2 separate regions of the Homo sapiens genome follow, and region 1 is linked to region 2. Evidence: read pairs that join two places in POLR2A ChIA-PET (ENCODE). Cell type or tissue: GM12878. All regions are shown on one strand. Each heading gives the region's core, and the rest is flanking DNA. Links, peaks and the distances in the headings are about the cores only.

Evidence for each region. Peaks named below come from ENCODE experiments on the same cell type or tissue, not always from the same donor. Only the 100,000 strongest peaks of a DNase experiment are listed, where the experiment ranks them.
Region 1: POLR2A ChIA-PET joins it to region 2 with 6 read pairs; 14 of 35 experiments call an interaction of 5 or more read pairs at or near these places.

Annotation. Positions count from the first base shown.
Region 1 is chr5:176,347,371-176,354,789 of GRCh38, forward strand. It overlaps KIAA1191, which reads right to left. Exons shown (of 9, transcript NM_020444.5): 5 at 5,252-5,378; 6 at 3,243-3,367; 7 at 880-986; 8 at 551-693; 9 at 1-438. The coding sequence ends at 230. Among named protein-coding and RNA genes, the nearest start is that of KIAA1191, 11 kb to the right of the region's middle. In GM12878, for the core only: no CTCF peak of the experiment used is centred there; a DNase peak (open chromatin) is centred at 4,921; H3K27ac peaks cover 762 bases.
Region 2 is chr5:176,449,061-176,456,777 of GRCh38, forward strand. All of the region lies in intron 1 of FAF2 (Fas associated factor family member 2), which reads left to right. LOC124901142 (a long non-coding RNA gene) reads left to right here and starts at 3,255. Exons shown (of 2, transcript XR_007059070.1): 1 at 3,255-4,168; 2 at 4,258-5,937. In GM12878, for the core only: no CTCF peak of the experiment used is centred there; no DNase peak of the experiment used is centred there; H3K4me3 peaks cover 1,722 bases; H3K27ac peaks cover 307 bases.

The sequences.
Region 1 (7,419 bases), core at 3,420-7,419, 98 kb before region 2:
TTTGTATTTTTAGTAGAGACGGGGTTTCACCATGTTGGCCAGGCTGGTCTTGAACTCCTGACCTCAGGTATCCACCTACCTTGGCCTCCCAAAGTGCTGGGATTACAGGCGTGAGCCACCACGCCCAGCTGATTAAGTTTTTAAATATACCTTTCCTATGTCAAAGCCAAGGTAAAAGGGGAGTGGGATGCAAGAAACCACCTTTACCAGAATCCCTGGAAAGAGGGCTCTAGAAGCCAGTGGGTGTGAGCACATTCAGGTCACGGGGTTTGAGGTTATGGGCCCGTGGTGGCTGTTTCTTTCCTTCCATCACTGGGATGTCCATCTTGGGGGGCTTCAAGGCTGCTGGATCTTCAGCCATTCGGTTGGCCTGGGCACGTATCAGTTCCAATGGAGAGGGCTTCTGGGCTCCTCGGTAGGCCTGGGTGGCAAAACTTCCTACAAAAGTGAACCAGAGTGCAAATGATTTCAAAACCAGTAAACAGCTCCCGGTATACAATATGGTAAGATGTCTGCCATGCTGCTCTCTTTTTTGAAGGTGCTGCCTTACCAGAATCGTACTTCTGAAGGGATCTCGGTCCAAAGAGGCTCCACTTATCTGACAAGTTTCTGTCCTTATCCCCACTTCCAGAGTCCATGGTGCTAGGATTTGGGCCAGGTAAGGCTGTGGAAGAACCAGAAGTGAACCAGCCCCTGGGAAAGAAAGAACAAAACATATCCTAAAATACCTCTTCCTTCGCCCCTAGAAATGTCTCACACCAAAAGAACAGGGAACTATCCCTTCTCCCTCTGAAACCACAGGCTTAAATACAACCTCATCTGCCACACTAGCTTTCCTGAAGCACGCAGGAACTCGGAAGGGTCACAGGAAGGGCTCACCTGGGCCTCTGCTTAGGTGAAGAGTGCGGAGTGGTGCTTGGGGTGGACTGGGCTGATGCAGGCTGCCTCTCTTCTTTTGTTACCTCTCCACTCTGTAACTTTAGTTTCTGCTCAGATGGGTAAGAAGAGAGACTTTTTAAAAATGAAAGCAAATTCCAAACAGATAAGTCTAGGCATAAAAAATTTGGTTCGCATTCTAACTTTAGGCAGAAGACATCTACAGGTGGAATGATTTCGGATGATCTAACAGGTAGTCCTTTGTTTTTGCCATACTAGATGGAACTCCATCTCCTTAAAAAATGTGTTCATTCTACACTATATCATGAACATCCCTGTACTTAAAGCTTTACACTACAACTTTTACTTTCAGAAACGTGAAGTAATTTCCCCACATTCCCCCAGACAGTAAAATGGAAGAGCCAGAACGCTAGCTGCCAGCCTTCTTGGCCTTTTAAGCAGGGCTTAAGCTCTTGTCTCGCTGCTGCTCCTACCATGTACAAAGCCCTGCCCATCCTCAGTCTCTCCAAGCCAATACTCAGGCATGCTGCTTCTCTCCAGCTAAATGCTTCCTCTGAGGAGCCTGTTCCATTCTCTCCTCCTTCTCTCCCATAGTCAGCCACTCTGGGTTCCCTCAGCACCGTGAGCATTCCTCTGACTCGCAGTCTAGTGGGGAGAGACAGGTCTACATCTCAGCTCTTCTAGAGCAAGGTTCCCATGCTGTTTCCTCCCTCCAGGCCTGCCACGCCACTGCTTAACCCAAGCTGCACACCAAACAATGATCACGTTTGAATTTTCTCAAACGCTCAACAGATCCATTCATGTAAGTTGACAATCTGTTACAAGATGTAAGTTACAGCTAATATTTCAGCCATCCTCATGTTCTACTCCTATGGGCAAGACACAGAAAGTGGGTCAACCAAAGTCAATCCTACCATTATATAAGGTGAATTGCTCAAATAGAATTCTCACTGACCTATCCTGGAAAGTTCTCAGTTAAGGGTCAAAGGCTGCCGGTGCCCCTCTCTGGAAGCTTCTGTCTTGTTTGAAAGCTTAAACTGGCCACCAGCCCAAACCTGATTTCCTATAGCAGTTTTTAAACCTAGCCTGCAAAAGAATCATCTGGAATGCTCATTACAAAATGCAAACAGGGCCGGGTGCGGTGGCTCATACATGTAATCCCAGCACTTTGGGAGGCCAAGGCAGGTGGATCACATGAAGTCAGGAGTTCAAGACCAGCCTGGCCAACATGGTGAAATCCCATCTCTACTAAAAATCAGCTGGGCATGGTGGCGCATGCCTGTAAATCCTAGCTATTTGGGAGGCTGAGTTGGGAGGATCACTTGAACCCGGGAGGCAGAGGTTGCAGTGAGCCGAGATCACAACACTGTACTCCAGCCTGGGTGACTGCAAACAGGCCACAGTTTTATATCCACAGTTTTATATCCCCACCCACAGGCCACCAGATCCGGGTTATTCCTCGTTATGTATAATGTATACCATGATTCTTTCCTGCGTCGTGTGCTCTCCTCACCTTGCCCTCATCATACCCTGTTCAGAACTCTTAAAATAAAGCTTGGAACAAGCCTGGATTCTGACCCCCCCTTGCCTAAAGAAGACAGCCCAAGTTTCTTAACTGTAATTGTGTCTCTTCACAATCTGCCCCTGACTTCCATATGAGCCCCTTCAGGAGCCAGATTTCCAGGCTGCTTTGGAATGAGGAGGAAGAAGCCAACAGGAAGTAAGGCATCAGGAGACTTGGGTTCGGGTACTATGACTGGCTGAATAGATGGCCTCGAACCTCAATCTCCTCATTTACAAAATATGGAGAAGAGCATCTGTCCCAAAAGGTGATTGTGAGGATGAAATGAATGCAAGTGCTTCACAATCATAAAACACTATCCAGTATGAAGCGGTCTTCACTGAAAGAAAGTCATTTGAAACTATTCATTCAAATACTTGGCTATCACTAAATTAACCCTTACCAAAATTCTTCACTTATAGAAATGAAATAGCAAAAACATTCCAATTCCACATTTGATTTTAACTTGTTCCTTTCCAGTTAAGCTGTTACCTCTGTTGAGGCTGCCCAGTTCTCCCCAAGATACTCCACATTTGCTTTATGATTCATAAAGTACTCCTATGTATATGTAAGCTGAGGCTCTCACTTGATTCTGCTAACCAGAAGTAGCAAAACAGACACCCCACTGTATAGGTGGATAAGCAAAAACTACGAGGCTAAGAGCTCGGGAGCGAGACTAACTCCACAGCCCCCAACTAACTGAGCTGGTAACTTCAAAACCACAGCCACATTTCAAGCCATGAACACTGAAGGTTTTGTTTTTTCAAAGTTCCTAAGAGCTTACGTGGAGTGCTTCGGCCACTCGAAGGTACTTGGTCTCCTCGGTGGTGAGGCCCTTGTGGGGTGTGTAGCCAGCATCTCTCAGCCCTGCCTGTCGCTCAAAATGCTGAATGCTTTCCTGGGTCTGTTCTGGGAACAGAGGAGATGACAGTCATGCCCATTCCCCTCTCCCATCACAAAATAAGGAGGACAACATGGATATCTACTATTCTCCCCAGAAGCAAGAGACCACACTGACCATTCAAAGAAGAGGAGACTTTCCCCAGAGAGGCACCACAGCAGTAATTCTGAACCTCACACAAAGGCTCTCTAGCCAGAAGGAAGCCTTCCCTCACACCAAGCTGAAGAGGTTATTCCTAAAGGGACAGCTGAAGAACCTTGAGGACAATACTCCCACCCTCCTCTTAGTTGTACATGGTGACATTTTCTTTGTATTTAGAAATGCAACATGGGGCTGGATGCAGTAGCTCACACCTGTAATCCCAGCACTTTGGGAGGTCAAGGCGGGCGGATCAAGAGGTCAGGACATCCAGACCATCCTGGCTAACAAGGTGAAACCCCATCTCTACTAAAAATACAAAAATTAGCTGGGTGTGGTGGCAGGCGCCTGTAGTCCCAGCTACTCGGGAGTCTGAGGCAGGAGAATGGCGTGAACCCGGGAGGCGGAGCTTGCAGTGAGTCGAGATCGTGCCACTGCACTCCAGCCTGGGCGACAGAGCAAGACTCCATCTCAAAAAAAAAAAAAAAGTTACATTGTGCTAAAAGAACAATGAATAAGTTTTGTAACACTGCTAGAACACATTCTCAAGCTTGTAAAATAAAAGTAGTGTTGCTGATTCAACAGATGTGAATAAGAAAATCAAAGTATAGGTGGTGCGTGATGGCTCACACCTGTAATCCCAGCACTTTGGTTGGCCTAGGCGGGCAGATCACGAGGTCAGGAGTTTGAGACCATCCTGCCCAACAGAGTGAAACCCCATCTCTACTAAAAATACAGAAATTAGCCAGGCGTGGTGGTGGGCGCCTGTAGTCCCAGCTACTCCAGAGGCTGAGGTGGGAGAATTGCTTGAACCTGGGAGGCGAAGGTTGTGGTGAGCTGAGACCACAGCATTGCACTCCAGCCTGGGTGACAGAGTGAGACTCTGTCTCAAAACAAAAAAAAAAAAGAAGAGAAACCAAAGTAAGAGTCTGGACCTTTGGTTCTTGGTGAATTCACTAGGAATTGCCCAGGACAAACTGATGCCCTCCTGGAGAAGATAAACAAGGGCTTCTGACTTCAAAAATGAGCCAACCAAGGAGAACCTCTATGTACCTTACCCTGGTAGGGGCACAACTGCTGACAAACAGAGCCATGTATCTAATTGTTAACTTCCCACAGCAACCTGTACAGCCCTCCAGAATGAAGAAGTTTAGTTAGCTTGTTATAAGGTTAAAAAAAAATCCAAGTTCTCATATCAGGTTTCATTAGGATGACCAATCATACATTCTTAAGACTAAAGACACTTGGACCTGGTCCTCTTCCTGGTAGACCAACTTTGAGCTGTTTAAAAAAAAAAAAACAAAAAAAAAAACAAAAACTGGGGTAAGTGGGAAATGCCCGGATGTTTCCCCTTCTCCAGCAGAGCTTGAAACAGTAACAGCAGCAGCTGCCGCCACTGAGCACTGGGCCTTCTGATCCTCACCTCAACCTGCCAGTGAAATTCCCCATTTTAGAGCGGGGCAGTCTCTGTAGTTAAGTAGCTTGCCCAAGGCCACAGTGACAGAGCTGGGAACATGAGATCATATCAACAAAGCAGCAGGAATGCACCTAAATCAGATAAGATGCTTAACATTTGGCAAATCTTCCACTTAATAAATGGAGCTTCAATACTGACATGATTCAGCAGCCAAACTGACATTTTTTAGGATAAGGTAAGGCGAGCGTGTTGCAGTATCATCTCCAATCAGCTTGTAGGAAGCCTCAACTCTTCCCTGCCCCTATGGCACTCTACTCTGAGGGTGAAGAGTGCTTACTTGTGATCAGAGAATTCATGATGACATGGGTAGCTTTAGCCTTCACCACTGGGACCTTGTCCACACTGTCAATGGCTGATGACAGGGTCATGGCAGGGGAGGGTAGACTGGCCTCTCCTTCCTCCACCTGTTCAAGAGAGGTACAGTACAGAAGCACTTAGGCAGGGCAGGGGAGTCACACACCTAAACTTACTCCTTTGGGGAGGAAGTTACTGAAATAACATTAATCTGGTAAGTGAGGAAATCATTGAAGGGAGGAGTTGGTCATCTCCACCCAGCTAGATAGGTATTATCCATAGAGACAACAAAGAAAGACATTAGGTGAATAGTTTACATTTATAAAGGTGGGAAAGCCAGAATTTGAAGCTCTGACGTCTACTACCTTCCCAGACTATGATCTTCCGATATACTATAGTACTATGCCCTAAGAATGCAGAAGAAATGCTTATTACGAAGCACTGACCACATCCCAGGCACTATGCTAGATCTTAATTGATGAGAGCACTGGCTAAGTGGTTCTGACCCTGTGCCAGCCATTAGAACAGACTGCCGGGCTCCACCTCAGAGTTTGATTCAGTAGGTCCCTGTTAGTCTGGGGTGGAGTTCAAGAATTTCTTTCTAATAAATTCCCAGGTGTTACTGATGCTGCCGGTCCCAAGACCACACCTTGAGGACCACTGCTCCCAAGGTTCAAGTAATGGTCTTTTGAAACAAACAAAAAAAATCTACTTAGCTCCTCATTTTCAACCTGCAAGAGCTGGCAGCCTCCACCTTCTGCAATCGAAACACCTGATACCTTGCTCAGGCCTAGCAGGGAGGAGAGAACAAGACTTATTCTTTATTCTGTGCTTGTCTGGAAGAACTGAGAAGAAAGTAAGATGGTTGAAAAGGGGGGACAGATAAAAAGTAATGAAAAATGTTGTATCCTTACTACAAAACAGAATTTATACCTTTAAGCTGTGACCTTGAGTAAAACTTGAGCCTGTTTCCTTACTGGGAAGACGGTTGATTCCTAACATGGGGAGAGTTAGGGCAAATGAATAGGATCGCATGCAATGAGTCAAGCGGAGCTCTCCTTTGGAGCAGCTGTTCCAAGCCATCAGCTGTTCCAGCTGAGGCCCAGAAGAAATCTGGAAGCCCGCTCATCCCTTGCCTTGTGGAGCCATCAGCAGGGTGTGTGGCCTGGCAAGCACCACCAGAAGCCCTGCTCACCTCCTGCTCTGGACCCTAAAGCCCATTGCTCTGACATCACAGGCAAGCTGCAGCAGGCCTTTTCTCCCTGCACTTTTGCTACTTGTTACATGGAATACTCTCCCTGAACAACTGACTGGGTCATATTTCAGTAGATAATTGATAGAGGGAATATCCCCCAGAGCTGTAGGGGCACTTTCTTAGAAAGGAGCTGTCTGCCCTGAAAGTCTGTTGGAGGCGGGGGGAAAAACACTCCTTAGAAATTATCAAATATGGCTCTACTAAGAGAAAGTTAAGCAGGGAGCCTGCAGTCATAATATCAGCTACACAGCTAATACACAATGTGCCAACCCTTTACATCCCCTGACTGAATCCCCACAACACCTCTATGACATAAGGTATTCCCAACTCTCAGAGAGAGACACTGGGGCTCAGGGTAAAGTTGTGTGCCCAAGGTCTTGCTAGGGCAGACCACCTGGGACTCACACCCAGGCCTATTTCAGTGGACCCTTACTGTGTACTGCCTGTCAGGCCCTGAGCTACCATGTGGCTCAAAGTTCAGAGAAACTGTAGCTACAGGTTAAACAGCCTTACGTGAACTTGGCGGGCCTACTTTATTCAGGCAACAGTCTAGCCTTTCTTGTATTCTTGGTGGCTGGAGAGTCAGAGGGGAGAGAGTCCCTGAGGTCGGGAAGCAGAGGCTCCAATAATGCGAACCTACGAAACTAGACTGCACGAAGGACTGTGAGGTATGTTCGGAAGGGCCTTAGGAAGGAGGCAGTTCTTACAGAGGATGGCCATGGGCAAAGGCAGCTGAGGCTGGAGGTACAGCATGAGGACAGGTACAGCATGTGTTCAAGAAAGGGCCAATTTTTTTCCCCAATCACAAAATGAGCAGTTTTTGGGAATCTATGCCAGGCCATCGGCTGGATCCTGCAGATAAGAGTACAAACCTAGACATGGCCCCTGTCCTCAGG
Region 2 (7,717 bases), core at 1-4,000:
GATTTATTACTTTTGGCTTATTCCTGGATTCCTGTGCTTAACTATGCTTGAGGAGGGTGGTAACTTGCAGAAATGTTATGTTAATACAAGATGTTGTATTAAGAACATTTGCCACTGATCACTTACCCCTGAGCTGGAGAATGGTTGGAGGATACCACTAGGGTGGGTAACCTTGGCACTTTGTTACCAGTTTCCTTATCTCTGAAAGGACTGTCTTAAAAATGTCTACCCCCAGGCCAGGAGCGGTGGCTCACGCCTGTAATCCCAGCACTTTGGGAGGCCAAGGCCAGCGAATCACGAGGTCAGGAGTTCGAGACCACTCTGGCCAATATGGTGAAACCCCGTCTCTACTAAAAATACAAATATTAGCCGGGCGTGGTGGTGCACGCCTGTGGTCCCAGCTACTCGGGAGGCTAAGGCAGGAGACTCGCTTGAACCCGGGAGGCGGAGGTTGCAGTGAGCCGAGATCGTGCCACTGCACTCCAGCCTGGGCAACAAGAGTGAAACTCCGTCTCAAAAAAAAAAAAATCTACCTCCTGAGGATGTTCGGGAGATCAAATGGACATATGGATGTTAGAAGGGCCTTGTAGACTGCAAAATGCCCCCAAATAGTATTTTCTGCTATTAATTTGACTTAGGATAGACCTAAAGTTATTGATACACTTATTTCCTTATATAAAATGTGTAAATATTCATTTATTCAACTATATGAAGAACCTTAGTGCGCAGCGCTGCTAGGTAGAATCCCACTTACTATTTCAGATGTAAGTACTTTGTAAACACTTAGCATACATAACCTCATTTAATACAGCAACCCTATGAGGTTCATACTGTTCTAGTCCCTGATTTACAGATGAAGGGTATCAGGACTAAGAAATAAAATGCTTAGGTTACACAGCTAGAAAATGATGGTGTCAGATTTAAAGCTATGTCCATCTTCCAGAACCCTTCCCAGGCTTCTGACTTCTGTCTTGTGCAACTTATATTTCAGTGTACAGTTGAGTGTGGAATGCAAATGCTGAGAAAATAAATATTTTTTTGGCGAGTTCTCACTTTTTTGCAATTTCCTTGAATAGACTTCACTATAATAAATTTTGAAGTGGTTATTTTTTCCCCTCTTAAATTGAGCAGTGTGTTGGAAGTGTATAAATGGAAAAATGCTGTCATAGATGTAATTGACATTTGATTGGAATTTTTGGTAGAGAAATTGAATTGATGACCCAGCAAATTATTATTAGAGAATGAGTTAAACAGACAACCAGCTTACACTTCCAGGTAGACCACCAATTTCAGAGTGTTGTTTAACTTTGGCAGACCATTTTACCCCTTAGAACTCTTCAGGGGTAAGCTAACATGTGGTTTAAGTGCAATGAAGTAATGTGAGTTATAAATTATGGTATATTTAGTCTCATACTGGAAGAGCATGAATATAAATCTATGATAGCATTTCTGAAGTAAAGTGCATAGGAACCTCCATTTTATCTTCTGTGGAGATCTTTTTTTTTTTTTTGAGACGGAGTTTCGCTCTTGTTGCCCAGGCTGGAGTGCAGTGGCGCGATCTCGGCTCACTGCAACCTCCGCCTTCCAGTTTCAAGCGATTCTCCTGCCTCAGCCTCTCGAGTAGCTGGGACTACAGGCACGCGCCACCACATCCAGCGAATTTTTTGTATTTTTAGTAGAGACGGGGTTTCACGATGTTGGCCAGGATGGTCTCGATTTCTTGACCTCGTGATCCGCCCTCCTCGGCTGGGATTACAGGCGTGAGCCGCCGCGCCCGGCCAAAACTGTGGAGATCTTTATTAGAAGAGAGGTGGGTAGCAGGTTCGAGCTGTATTAAGATTGCCTTATGAAATTGGATTTATTGAGGGAAATGCATCTTTCATTTTTCTATTCTATAAGCAATCGCTGGATCAGATTCATTATCCAGACTGCCATTAAACAAACAGTTGTTGAAACTTATTAGATGCCAAGCATTATACCAAGCAGCAGTTGATGTACATTAACTCTTTTTTTAAGAAAAATATTTTAGACCATGTGTGGTGGCTCATGCTTGTAATCCCAGCACTTTGGGAGGCCGAGGCAGGTGGATCACCTGAGATCAGGAGTTCGAGACCAGCCTGGCCAACATGGCAAAACCTCGTCTCTACTAAAAATACAAAAATTAGCCAGGCATGGTGGCATGTGCCTGTAATCCCAGCTACTAGGGGGGCTGAGGCAGGAGGCTCACTTGAACCCGGGAGGTGGAGGTTGCAGTGAGCCAAGATCGTGCCACTGCACTCCAGCCTGGGCAACAGAGCGGGACTCTGTCTCAAAAAAAAAATTTTTTTTTAAGTAGAGACGGGAGTCTTGCTATGTTGTCCAGGCTGCTCTCAAACTGCTGCCTCAGAGGTTGAGATTACAGTGTTGAGATGAGTTGCCTCAGTGTTGAGATTACAGATGTGAGCCACCACACCTGGCCCCTTAACTCTTTTAAACCTTTTAATATAACAGTGTAAAGGGTTAATCTTGTTCATTTTAATAATGAAGAAACAGGTTCTGAGAGGTCAAATAGCTTTCACAAGTAGTAAGTGGTAGAGATTTAGAAATTTATATCCACAACCATCTTCTGTGTAACTTAATGGAGAAGTCAAGTACACACATGAATAATGGGTATGCGATATATATAGATATATATATATGTGTATATATGTATATTGTATATATACATATATATACGTGTGTGTGTGTATATATATATACATATATATATACACACATATATATATATACATATATATATATACACACATATATATACACATATATATATACACACATATATATATATATATATTTTTTTTTTTTTTTTTTTTTTTTTTTTTGAGACAACATATCTCTGTTGCCCAGGCTGAAGTGCAGTGGCGTGATCATAGTTCATTGCAACCTCAAACTCCTGGGCTCAAGTGATCCTCCCACCTCAGCCTCCTAAGTGGCTAGGACTAGAAGTGCCTGGCTAATTTTTGTCTGTTTGTTTTTGAGACGGAGGCTTGCTCTGTTGCCCTGGCTGGGGTGCAGTGGTGCGATCTCGGCTCACTGCAGCCTCTGCCTCCCAGGTTTAAGCTATTCTCTTGCCTCAGCCTCCTGAGTAGCTGGGATTACAAGTGCCTGCCACCATGCCTGGCTAATTTTTGTATTTTTAGTACAGACAAGGTTTCCCCGTGTTGGCCAGGCTGGTCTCGAACTCCTGACCTCAGGTGATCCACCTGCCTCGGCCTCCCAAAGTGCTCGGATTACAGGCGTGAGCCACCGGACCTGGCCAGCAGGTAACATTTATTAAGTATCTACTATGCCTTAGGCATGGTGTTAATGTATAACTATTATGTTTAATCCTTACAGCAGTTTACAAAGTACCATAGGTGGTATGCATAATGAAGCAGATCTATTGATGTATTTACTCAAGGTGATTAAGCTACTAGGTAGTGGAATTCTAGTGGGTCTAGATCTGGACTTGATGGCTGAGTTCTTACTAATATACCTTGCTACTTTGGAAGAGGAATAGAGTTTCAACATGTGTTGGGCAGAATATTCAAAGCTAAAGAAATAGCTTGCACAAGGTAGGGAGATGGGAAAGTGAAGTGTCTGTGGTGATGAACTGAAGAGTATTGAAAGTGGACAATAAGACTAGAAAGGTAAATTAAAGCCAGATTTTGGAGGCCTTTCAAAGCTGTTCACAATGTTTAAACTTTAATCTGTAGATGAGGGGAGCCATCAAAGGATTTTTCAACTAGGGAGTGACACTAGGTTTCAGGTTTGCTTCATTAGCAGTATGGAGTATGTGTTTGGAATCTCCACAGGGGTCAGTACAGAACAGGATGACACTGCTAGGAGTTGGTTCTCAATATGTTTCTTCATTTGGTATATTGAAATCAGTAAAAGTAAAATATTTTGGAAATCTCAGGTTTCCTGTATTTCAATTTTTTTATGATGTTATTTGGTTAGAACTCCCCAAGGCATTTTATTTCATATCATGTTTCTCAGCCCATTTGATATCTTCCAGGATTTTTCTACAGTTCTCCACTTCTGTTTATTTTGGAACCAGTTGAATATGAATAACTATTGCAGACAATTGTTTTCAGCTATTTCAGATGGGAAAGAATAAGGACATAGGTTTTAAGGAGAGCTAATGCAGGTATGTGGAAGGTTACTTTTATTGGCGTTCATTTTCCCAAATTTCCAAATATAGCAGACTCTCCTAGTGTCTTGGTTTACTGCCTCTAGGTTGCTGTTTGAACAACTGGAGAAGGATGACATGGACAGAGAGAAGGGGGAATTAAAGGAGTTATGCAGGCCAGCAGAGGAAGAAATGATCCCTTTTCTGCTTGCACAGGAGGAAGAAATTTATGACCCTCATCCTTTTAAATGATAGCCTGAACGCTGGGCTGTAGAATCAAATTTATAAGTCATTTTGAAAATCTTTCTTTTGGCTTCACCTGACTATATTACCTAAAGGAAAAAAAAACACATGGTGCTTTTTGTTCATGTATTTAAAACAGAACATACAGTGGTCCATTTGAGGGTTTTTTGCCAGAGAATTTGGCACTGTTGAGAAAACAAGAGCTTTGAAAATCCAGGCAAACATGACTTAACTTTTCAACAGCTTATGGTGAGTTCTGTGATCTTGAACAGGTTCTCACTTCTTTGAACCTCTTTCATTTTCTATAAAATGGAGATACTGGCCGGGCGCAGTGGCTCACACCTGTAATCCAAGCACTTTGGGAGGCCGAGGCTGGCAGATCACGAGGTCAGGAGTTCAAGACCAGCCTAGACAACATGGTGAAACCCCGTCTCTACTAAAAATACAAAAAAATTAGCTGGGCGTCGTGTCAGGTGCCCATAATCCCAGCTACTCGGAAGGCTAAGGCAGGAGAATTGCTTGAACCCAGGAGGCGAAGGTTGCAGTGATCCGAGACCGCACCACTGCACTCCAGCCTGGGCAAGAGCGAGACTCTAAAAAAAAAAAAATTGGAGATACTATTATCTAGTTCACAACATTCTTTTTATTTTTTACTTTAAAAAATCTAGTAGGCTGGGTGCCATAATCTCAGCACTTTGGGAGGCCGAGGCAGGCAGATCACTTGAGGCCAGGAGTTCGAGACCAGCCTGACAAACATGGTGAAACCCCGTATCTACTGAAAATATAAAAATTAGCCAGACATAGTGGCATGCACCTGTAATCCCAGCTACTCGGGAGGGTAAGGCAGGAGAATCACTTGAATTCTGGAGGCGGAGGTTGCAGTGAGCCGAGATCGTGCCACTGCACTCCAAGCCTGGGCAACAGAGTGCGACTCCGTCTCAAAATAAATAAATAAAAATAAAAATACAAAAAAAGTTAGCCCAGTGTGGTGGCACAGGCCTGTAATCCCAGCTACTCAGGAGGCTGAGGCATGGGAATCACTTGAACTCAGGAGGTGGAGGTACCAGTGAGCCAAGATCGTGCCACTGCACTCTAACCTGGGCAACAGAGCCAGATTCTGTCTGAAAAAAAAAAAAAAAAAAAAAAAAAAAAAAAAAATCTAATAATACATGCTTGTTGGAAGTTAGCAACATACAATTGTATTTTAAAAAGTAATCAAATCTTATTTTATTTCCCCATTCTAATTCCAGGTTTGTTGTTTATCTTTGTGTATTTTTGTCTTCTGCATACACAGCTTAATGTGGAAGCTCTCTTAACCTTAACCTTCACTTGACTGATTAATTGGAGCAGATATCCTCCTTTTCCTAAACTCTATTCTGTAATATGTTCAAGCATTTCTGCAAACTCTACTCTGTAATGCACTCAAGTGTCTCACCAGTCAAGTTGTATTCCTGACAAGAGGCAGTTATATTTGCTCCCAAACTAGTGTGTGCTGGTTATGTTTGTCACATGTGTTTAATTAAACACTACATAAACCTGTAAAATACCAGTGCAAAAAGAGTTTTCATCGATACGAAAACTAAATTAAAAGCTTTAAACAGGCTCTGTCTGGGGAAATTGCTAAAAAAAAAAATTGTTGTTTAGTTAGGTGTGGGCAAGTTAACTGTAAATGACTTAGGGAGAAATCATTGAGATACAACATTGTACACTTACTGCTTGGCAAGTGTTTAAGGTTGCACTACACTTAAGGAAATCAAATCAGTATGGGTTATGCTAAAAAGATCCCAGCCTGGGCAACATGGTGAAACCTCATCTCTACTAAAACTACAACAAAAAAATTAGCTGGTCGTAGTGGCGCATGCCTGTGGGCCTGTGATCCCAGCTACTTGGGAGACTGAGGTGGGAGCATCACCTTAGCCTAGGAGGTGAAGGCTGCAGTGGGCTGTGATTGCACCACTGCACTCCAGCCTGGGTGACAGAGTGAGACCCTGTCTCAAAAAAAAAAGTAAAAAATAGCCAGGCACAGTGGTGCACGCCTGTAATCCCAGCACTTTGGGAGGCTGAGGTGGGCAGATCACCTGAGGCCAGGAGTTTGAGACCAGCCTGGCCAACATGGTGAAACCCCATCTCTACTAAAATACAAAAATTAGCCAGATTTGGTGGCGGGTGCCTGTAATCCTAGCTACTCAGGAGGCTGAGGCAGGAGAATTGCTTGAACCTGGGAGGCAGAGGTTGCAGTGAGCCAAGGTCGCACTAGTGCACTCCAGCCTGGGTGACAGAGTGAGACTCCCTCTCAAAAAACTAAAAATAAAAACTAAAGAAGTTCCAAGGAGTGCTAGTGGATTCATTCCCTAAAGAAAACGATAGGCTTTTATCAGAAACTTATGTTCATGTGAGTACTTTATGTTAAAATGAAATATTTACATAAATATTCATTTATGTAAAAATGAAAACATGTAAAATGTTAAAATGAATATTTTTATTACTTTGACTTCAGTTAATTGATTAGTTATGGGTCTCATTCTCATTGGGTAAGAGAACTTCTGTCTTTGTCTTATAGAGATATGATTATATTATACTTAACTCTGCATAGCATAGGTAAGTAGTCATGAAGACTGACTGGGTTTGTTTGATTGAGACAGAGTTTTGCTCTTGTTGCCCAGGCTGCAGTGCAGTGGTGTGATCTCAGCTCACTGCAACCTCCACCTCCTGGGTTCAAGCAATTCTCCTGCCTCAGCCTCCCGAGTAGCTGGGATTACAGGTGTGTGCCACCACACCCGGCTAATTTTTGTATTTTTAGTAGAGATGGGGTTTTGCCATGCTGGCCAGGCTGGTCTTGAATTCCTGACCTGAGGTGATCCGCCTACCTCGGCCTCTCAAAGTGCTGGGATTACAGGCGTGAGCCACCGTGCCCGGCCCAAAATATATTTTTAAAACTTAAAATGAACAACTCAATCAAAAGGTAGGGAAAAGATCAGAACAGACAACTCACCAAAAAAGATATACAGATGGCATGTAAGCATATGAAAAGATGCTCAAATCTTTAAGGATTTGAGGTCCTTAAGGAATTGCAAATTAAAACAGCAATGAAACAGGAACTCTCCTGAGCTCAAGCAGTCCACCCCTTGGCCTCCCAAAGTGCTGGAATTACGGGTGTGAGCCACTGCACCCAGCCTCAACTGGAATTTCTGTTCCACTGGTCTTCCCCTATATATGCCAATATAACACTTAATTATAGAGGCTTATGATATATTTTGATCTGGAGGAACACCCCTGCCTCCACTCTGTTGCTCTTTTTCAGAGTTTTCCTGTTTATTTGCTCCT